Regions from separate parts of the Homo sapiens genome. Here region 1 is linked to region 2. A link is a loop called in an ENCODE intact Hi-C map of the cell type or tissue named here. Cell type or tissue: B cell. All regions are shown on one strand. Links, peaks and the distances in the headings refer to the core of each region. The heading gives the core; the rest is flanking DNA.

Region 1 (2,932 bases), core at 173-2,672, 120 kb before region 2:
TAAATAAAATAAGTAGCTTTTGAAAATCAGTATGTTATGTTAAAATGCCTTTATTGGGAAGGATAGAATAGAGAATTTCAATGTTTGCCCATTTTCTCCTTTCCTAATTATAATTGATGAATGTAATGTATAAAACTCAAAAAGAGGCTGGTTTATTGGCTTATCAGCACTGACTTTGCAGAAAGGACAATAAAAAACTTGATGAAGAAGGGCAAAAGTGGATCAAATGGTGAAGTTATAGACTTGAAAGATGTATAAAATCTATGATTCTAAAATATAGTTTCAGAATGTTTAGATCCTTGTAAAAATATATTCTTTCCTTTTCTTTGTATATTATGGAGTATTCTTGTGAGGTGGTGGTCTTCATGAGAGTTGCACATCACAACTACCATTGGATACATGTGCCCAAATCCTGCTCTGGGAATTTCTACATCTGTAGCTGTGGGATTGTGTCTATGCACTTATATGTCTTGTTCTAGAGAGGGTTCTGGTATGTACTGTGATTGAAAGACATTCCTGCAAGGCAGTGTTTCATGAAAGCATATTCTGTAGGTCACCTATGTCAAAATCACCTGGGGTGTTAAAGTACAGGTTTCTGTGCCCCATCCTGAAGCTTTTGAACCTGAATTTTTGGGCACAGGTCTCGGAAATTTGAATTTTTAGTAACATCTCAGGCTATTATTTGTTGTACCAAAGTTTGAGAGCCACCACATTAAGAGAGTATGAATCTCAATCTGTAATTGGGCTGTGAACTCAACTTAGTGTAGGCCACAACCCGAATTTAAAAAGAGAATGAAATAGAGAAAATATCAGAGTATGTCACATGTAATAAGGACAAACATAGGTTATATTTATTTGTATGTGTGTGTGTTCTGGGTCAGCATACATTGTGTATTTCTTACTGATTTGCAGGCAGAAAAAAAGGGAAAAATTTCGCTTTAAGAAGTTGTAAGGCCATAAATTATATAGTAGTATCAAAATGTTACATCTTTTATTCTGAATTTTCCCACATACTATTATGATCTCAGATGGGGACAAAACAGTAAAAGAGAAGGAAATGTCAAATAGTAAAGCCACAGACACATTTAAAATTAACTTTTTAACTGTAATAATAAAGTAATAATTAAATCTGAGGCTATTAAGACTGTTATCCAAGGTAGCGTATGGTTATTGATTGTTTATACTAAAGATAGCATTTTGACCACCAGTTATGGATATTCTCTCACATACCTTCTTTATCATGTGTTCTCTATTTTTGTTGACTGAACTGAACATTTTGTTATCTTTAAAATTGACTGCCTGTGTTATTGTAAGAATAACAAGCATAAACGTACACATTTGACAGAGAAAATATGCCAATCATAATGGGCTAAATGACTTTTCTTAATTTTAGGAATTATATAGTCAGTGGCAGAAAAGTGGCCAATTTTTTCTGGAATCAATAGCACACAATATAACCTGGGATCCCACAGGTAAGAAAATAAGCAGGATTAACTAAAATGAAATATCACTTGCCTAGTTGTTCTTATTTTTATTACTCTTATGTATTTCACTTCTGCTGGGTGTGAGGTTGTGGGGAATACCAAAGAAGTAAAATGGATTATGCCCTTTTAGAGTTTATACTGAAATGAAGACAGATATGCACTGTAAGAAATGAGAGAATGTTCTAAGTGCCATAATAGGATACCCATTGTTTTTGGAAAGAGATATTTCTCTGGAGAATTAACGTTTCATTGAAAAGGAGCCTTTGGACCTGAGAGTAAACAGACTTTAGCAATGAGAGTTGGGTAGATGGAACAGGAAAAAAGTGAAATTTAAGAAAATATATGCCAGGCGTGGTGGCTCACGCCTGTATTCCCAGCACTTTGGGAGGCTGAGGTGGGCAGATCACCTGAGGTTGGGAGTTCAAGACCCGCCTGACCAACATGGAGAAACCCTGTCTCTACTAAAAATACAAAAAATTAGCTGGGCATAGTGGCGCATGCCTGTAATCCCAGCTACTTGGGAGGCTGAGGCTAGAGAATCGTTTGAACCTGGAAGGTGGAGGTTGCAGTGAGCTGAGCTCATGCCATTGCACTTCAGCCTGGGCAACAAGAGTGAAACTGTCTCAAAAAAAAAAAAAAAAGGAAGAAAATATAATGAATATATGTATCAGTTATCTATTTCTGCATTAGAAAAGCATCCTCCAAAATGATGGATGGCTTAAAACATCCATCATTTTATTGCTTATGATTCTTTTGGTCAGGAAGACTCTGTGGGAATGGCTTGTCTATTGTTCCATGTGGTAGTGACTGAAGCAGTTTATCTGCAGCTAAAAGATCCAAGAAAGGCTTTGTTCACATATCTGGGCCTTGCTGCTTGCTATCTACTGGAATGCCTTTGTTCTCCTCCACATGGCCTCTTCTGTGGCCCTCTGTAGCAGGGCAGCCTGGATTTTACATGGTGGCTGCATTCTGAGAGTGAAAGTAGAAGCTGCAAGGAAGTCCCAGAATGTTATTGCTGCCACATTATATGGTCACAGGTCCAGCTAATATTAAGGGTTGGGAGACATAGACTCCCCCTCTTGATGAAAGATATGGCAAAGTCATATTACATGGAGGCATCAACACAGAGAGACATAATTTATTGGGAGCCATTTTTACCATTCTACGAAAGTGAGGGAAGGCACAGAGAGAGAAAGCATAAGATACATTATAATAAGGATTAGTATTTCACTGGGCTGAGTCTCAGTGGTGGTAAGGAGATAAGACCTTACCATGTTATAGGAGACCTTTAAAGTCATGCTAAAAATTTGAATTTAATTCTTTATGGTTGTCTAAAAACTATAGGTTTTCAAAAGAGGCTAGTCATACAAGATTTATGGTTTTGCGAGATTTGTCTGCTAGCAGTGAGTTAGAAGGGTCAGTGGCAAATGGAACAGGAGAAGGAGTGA
Region 2 (2,932 bases), core at 178-2,677:
CTGTTAGAAGACATACGACTCTTGGATCAGAGACAAAGGACAGTTTATGTCTAACAGCAAAAGCAATAACCAGAAAATCAGCACTTTACACTGGTTGCCTGAGCCACAATTTCCAGAGAATGACGGGAAGAGGGCCAGATGATACCTACCTTACCTACACACATAGTAGGTTATATTACAGGAGAGGATCTCTGAGTTTAGGGGACCCAAATCTTTTATAATCGATAGTAAGCATACTTGCCCTTTGCTCTGGAGGGAGAGACGATAGTTATACAAACATCCTGGCAATTATACTGCAGAAAAAAGGGCAGACATGACTCACTTATAAAACATGCAGAATTTGGGATACCCATGGAGAATAACCACCCAATAATCTAGCTATATCATTTTTTCATTTATTTCTAAGGTCTCAGTTTTTTCTTAATAGTTTGTGTTAAAATCTAACATAACAGTAATGGTAATCCTATTTTCTCTTTGCTGTCAATATCTTCCTGTTTTCTGTTTCAAAGATACACATTTAATTAATTAATTAATTTATTTATTTATTTATTTATTGAGACAGGGTATCATGCCTGGTGCCCAGTGCTGTGGTGCAATGTCAGCTCACTGCAGCCTCGACCTCCTGGGCTCAAGCAATCGTTTCACCTCATTCTCCCAAGTAGCTGGGACTGCAGGTGCATGCCACCATGCCCAACTAATTTTTGTATTTTTTGTAGAGACAGTGTTTTGCCATGTTGCCCAGGCTACTATCGAACTCCTGAGCTCAAGCTGTCTGCCTGCTTCAGCCTCCTAAAGTGCTAGGATTATAGACGTGAGCCACTGCCCCCAGCCAAGATGTACATTTTTGATTCATAGGCATTTAAAATTTCATGTCATTTAACCTTAGCAACTTTTCATTTGTGATCTTTTTCTGGCATACTTCTCCCACTATATTTCTGCCCCTACACCTTTTTTCTGTGACCCTTTCCCACTTCTTTTTTTTTTTTTTGCCTAAGATTGAAAAGCTTTAGGAGAAAGTTTGTTTTATTTAAATAATTAATAATTATGTTTTTAGTTTGGAGTTCCTTATTGCCCTCACCTTTCTGTACCCTACAGGTTCCTATCTTTTTCAGCATCTTCCTCCACATTTCTGAATTGTGCATACCTTAGAGCGATCATAGCATTCTAGCAGTCTAGAAAAACAGTACTGGGAGAGGAAATAAAATGCTGCATGTATTGCCATTTATACTGGCTTTCTATTGGATGTACTTTTCATAGAACATAAACGTATCTCCAAACTGAAGCTTATTATTTCACTAAAAGTAAGAATGCTGTATATCCTGTACTTTAGTTATCACTGCTAGAGGTTATTTCAAAACTACCATTTTCAAAAGCAGCTCATATACTATCTCTTTTGCCTATTGCTTTTAAAATTACCATTTGACTTATTTTTCAGGCAAATAGAAACTGCATAGCAATCGCTTCCAGTCATGATGTTCAAGAACTGGATGTTTCTGGAATTCTGGCCACACAGGTCTACACTTGGGTAGATGATGATATAGAAGTGGAAACCAAAGGGTACCTTCATAGTTTGTTTCTATTTAGTAATGTTGCAATATGAGTGACTATATTTACTGAACTAAAACTTTCAAAAGATTCTTTAAAGCAATGTATAGATTGTAAGCAGAGTAGAAGCTGATGTGCTAAATGAGGGGTGGCAAGAGCTTTAAATAAGGGAACTGAGAGAAGAGTAAGTGAAGGGAACAGAAATTGTTGAGGTATGAGGTCATTGTGTGTGAGTTACAAATAAGAGCTGAAGAAAATTAATTTTAAAGGGAACTATAAATTCAAATTTTAGACCTTTCAAGTGTAAAAAAGAAAGAAATGATGAGTTGTTTTTATTCTGGTTGACATTCCTTTATAGATCAGAAGATTTCTTGGTTATACATGCTCGTGATGATTTAACAGCTGTTCAAGGTACAACTCCATATACACATAGCAATCCTGGCACTCCAATCAACATGCCATGGCTTGGTAGTACACAGACTGGCAGAGGAGCATCTGTGGTATGTAAAGTTAAAAATAAATTTAAGTTATATGTAACTTTTATTTTTCCCTCTAGGTTAATGGATAAAGGATGATTTAAAACATTTTTCTTAATTCCTAAAGTTTTAGTAAGTCTTACATGTTGGAAATTGTAAATTTTGATAATGAAGACTAGTATGTTTTCATTTGAAAGGGTAATAATAAATTGTTTTAAAAATATACTTTGCTTGAAAACCAAAGAGCTATATTTTAATTAAGAATTATTTGAAACATGGTTCAGATCAGGCTTCAGCAAGGTGTTCCCCATAGATCAAATATTACCCATGACCTGTTTTTATATAGCTAATATGCTAAGAATGGTGTATACATTTTAGTGAAATGGTTTATACATTGTTTTTTCAATAGTTGAAAAAACAAACATAGTATTTTTTGGCACATGAAAATTACATGAAACTGGATTTCAGTGTTTTTTTACAAATAAAGTTTTATAGGAACACAGCCAGTCATTTGTTTCCATTTTGTCTGTGGATGCCTTCACACTACAGTGGCAGAATTGAGTATCTGCAACAGAAAGTAAATGCCCATAAAGCCAAAACACTTGCTATCCAGTCCTTTATAAAAAAAGGTTTGCTAACCCCTTGTCTAGGTATCTTTTAATGGATATCAATTAATAACTATATCCATATTAAGTATCACTTTTTTAAATGCCAGGACAAATATTCTTTTTTTTTTTTTAACAAAAACAATATATAATTTCTTAAGTTAAGCAAAAAGCAATATAATAATGAACTGAAACATAATTTTTCTGTAGTGTTGGAGGATCTTTTTTAGCCCTGATTACCTAGAGATGTGATTCATATTTGTACTTCCAAGCCTTTATTATTACGTAGGTTATAGGAACTAATGA

Evidence for each region. Hi-C counts contacts between places; a loop is a spot of excess contacts. Peaks named below come from ENCODE experiments on the same cell type or tissue, not always from the same donor. Only the 100,000 strongest peaks of a DNase experiment are listed, where the experiment ranks them.
Region 1: it touches region 2 in a loop (1.9-fold over the local background); 2 of 110 quality-filtered maps call a loop at or near these places.

The regions. Positions count from the first base shown.
Region 1 is chr5:119,103,787-119,106,718 of GRCh38, forward strand. It overlaps DMXL1 (Dmx like 1), which reads left to right. Exons shown (of 44, transcript NM_001290321.3): 4 at 1,394-1,472. Among named protein-coding and RNA genes, the nearest start is that of DMXL1, 34 kb to the left of the region's middle. In B cell, for the core only: no CTCF peak of the experiment used is centred there; no DNase peak of the experiment used is centred there.
Region 2 is chr5:119,219,037-119,221,968 of GRCh38, forward strand. It overlaps DMXL1 (Dmx like 1), which reads left to right. Exons shown (of 44, transcript NM_001290321.3): 36 at 1,436-1,557; 37 at 1,904-2,045. Among named protein-coding and RNA genes, the nearest start is that of MIR5706, 66 kb to the left of the region's middle. In B cell, for the core only: no CTCF peak of the experiment used is centred there; a DNase peak (open chromatin) is centred at 1,735; H3K27ac peaks cover 1,996 bases.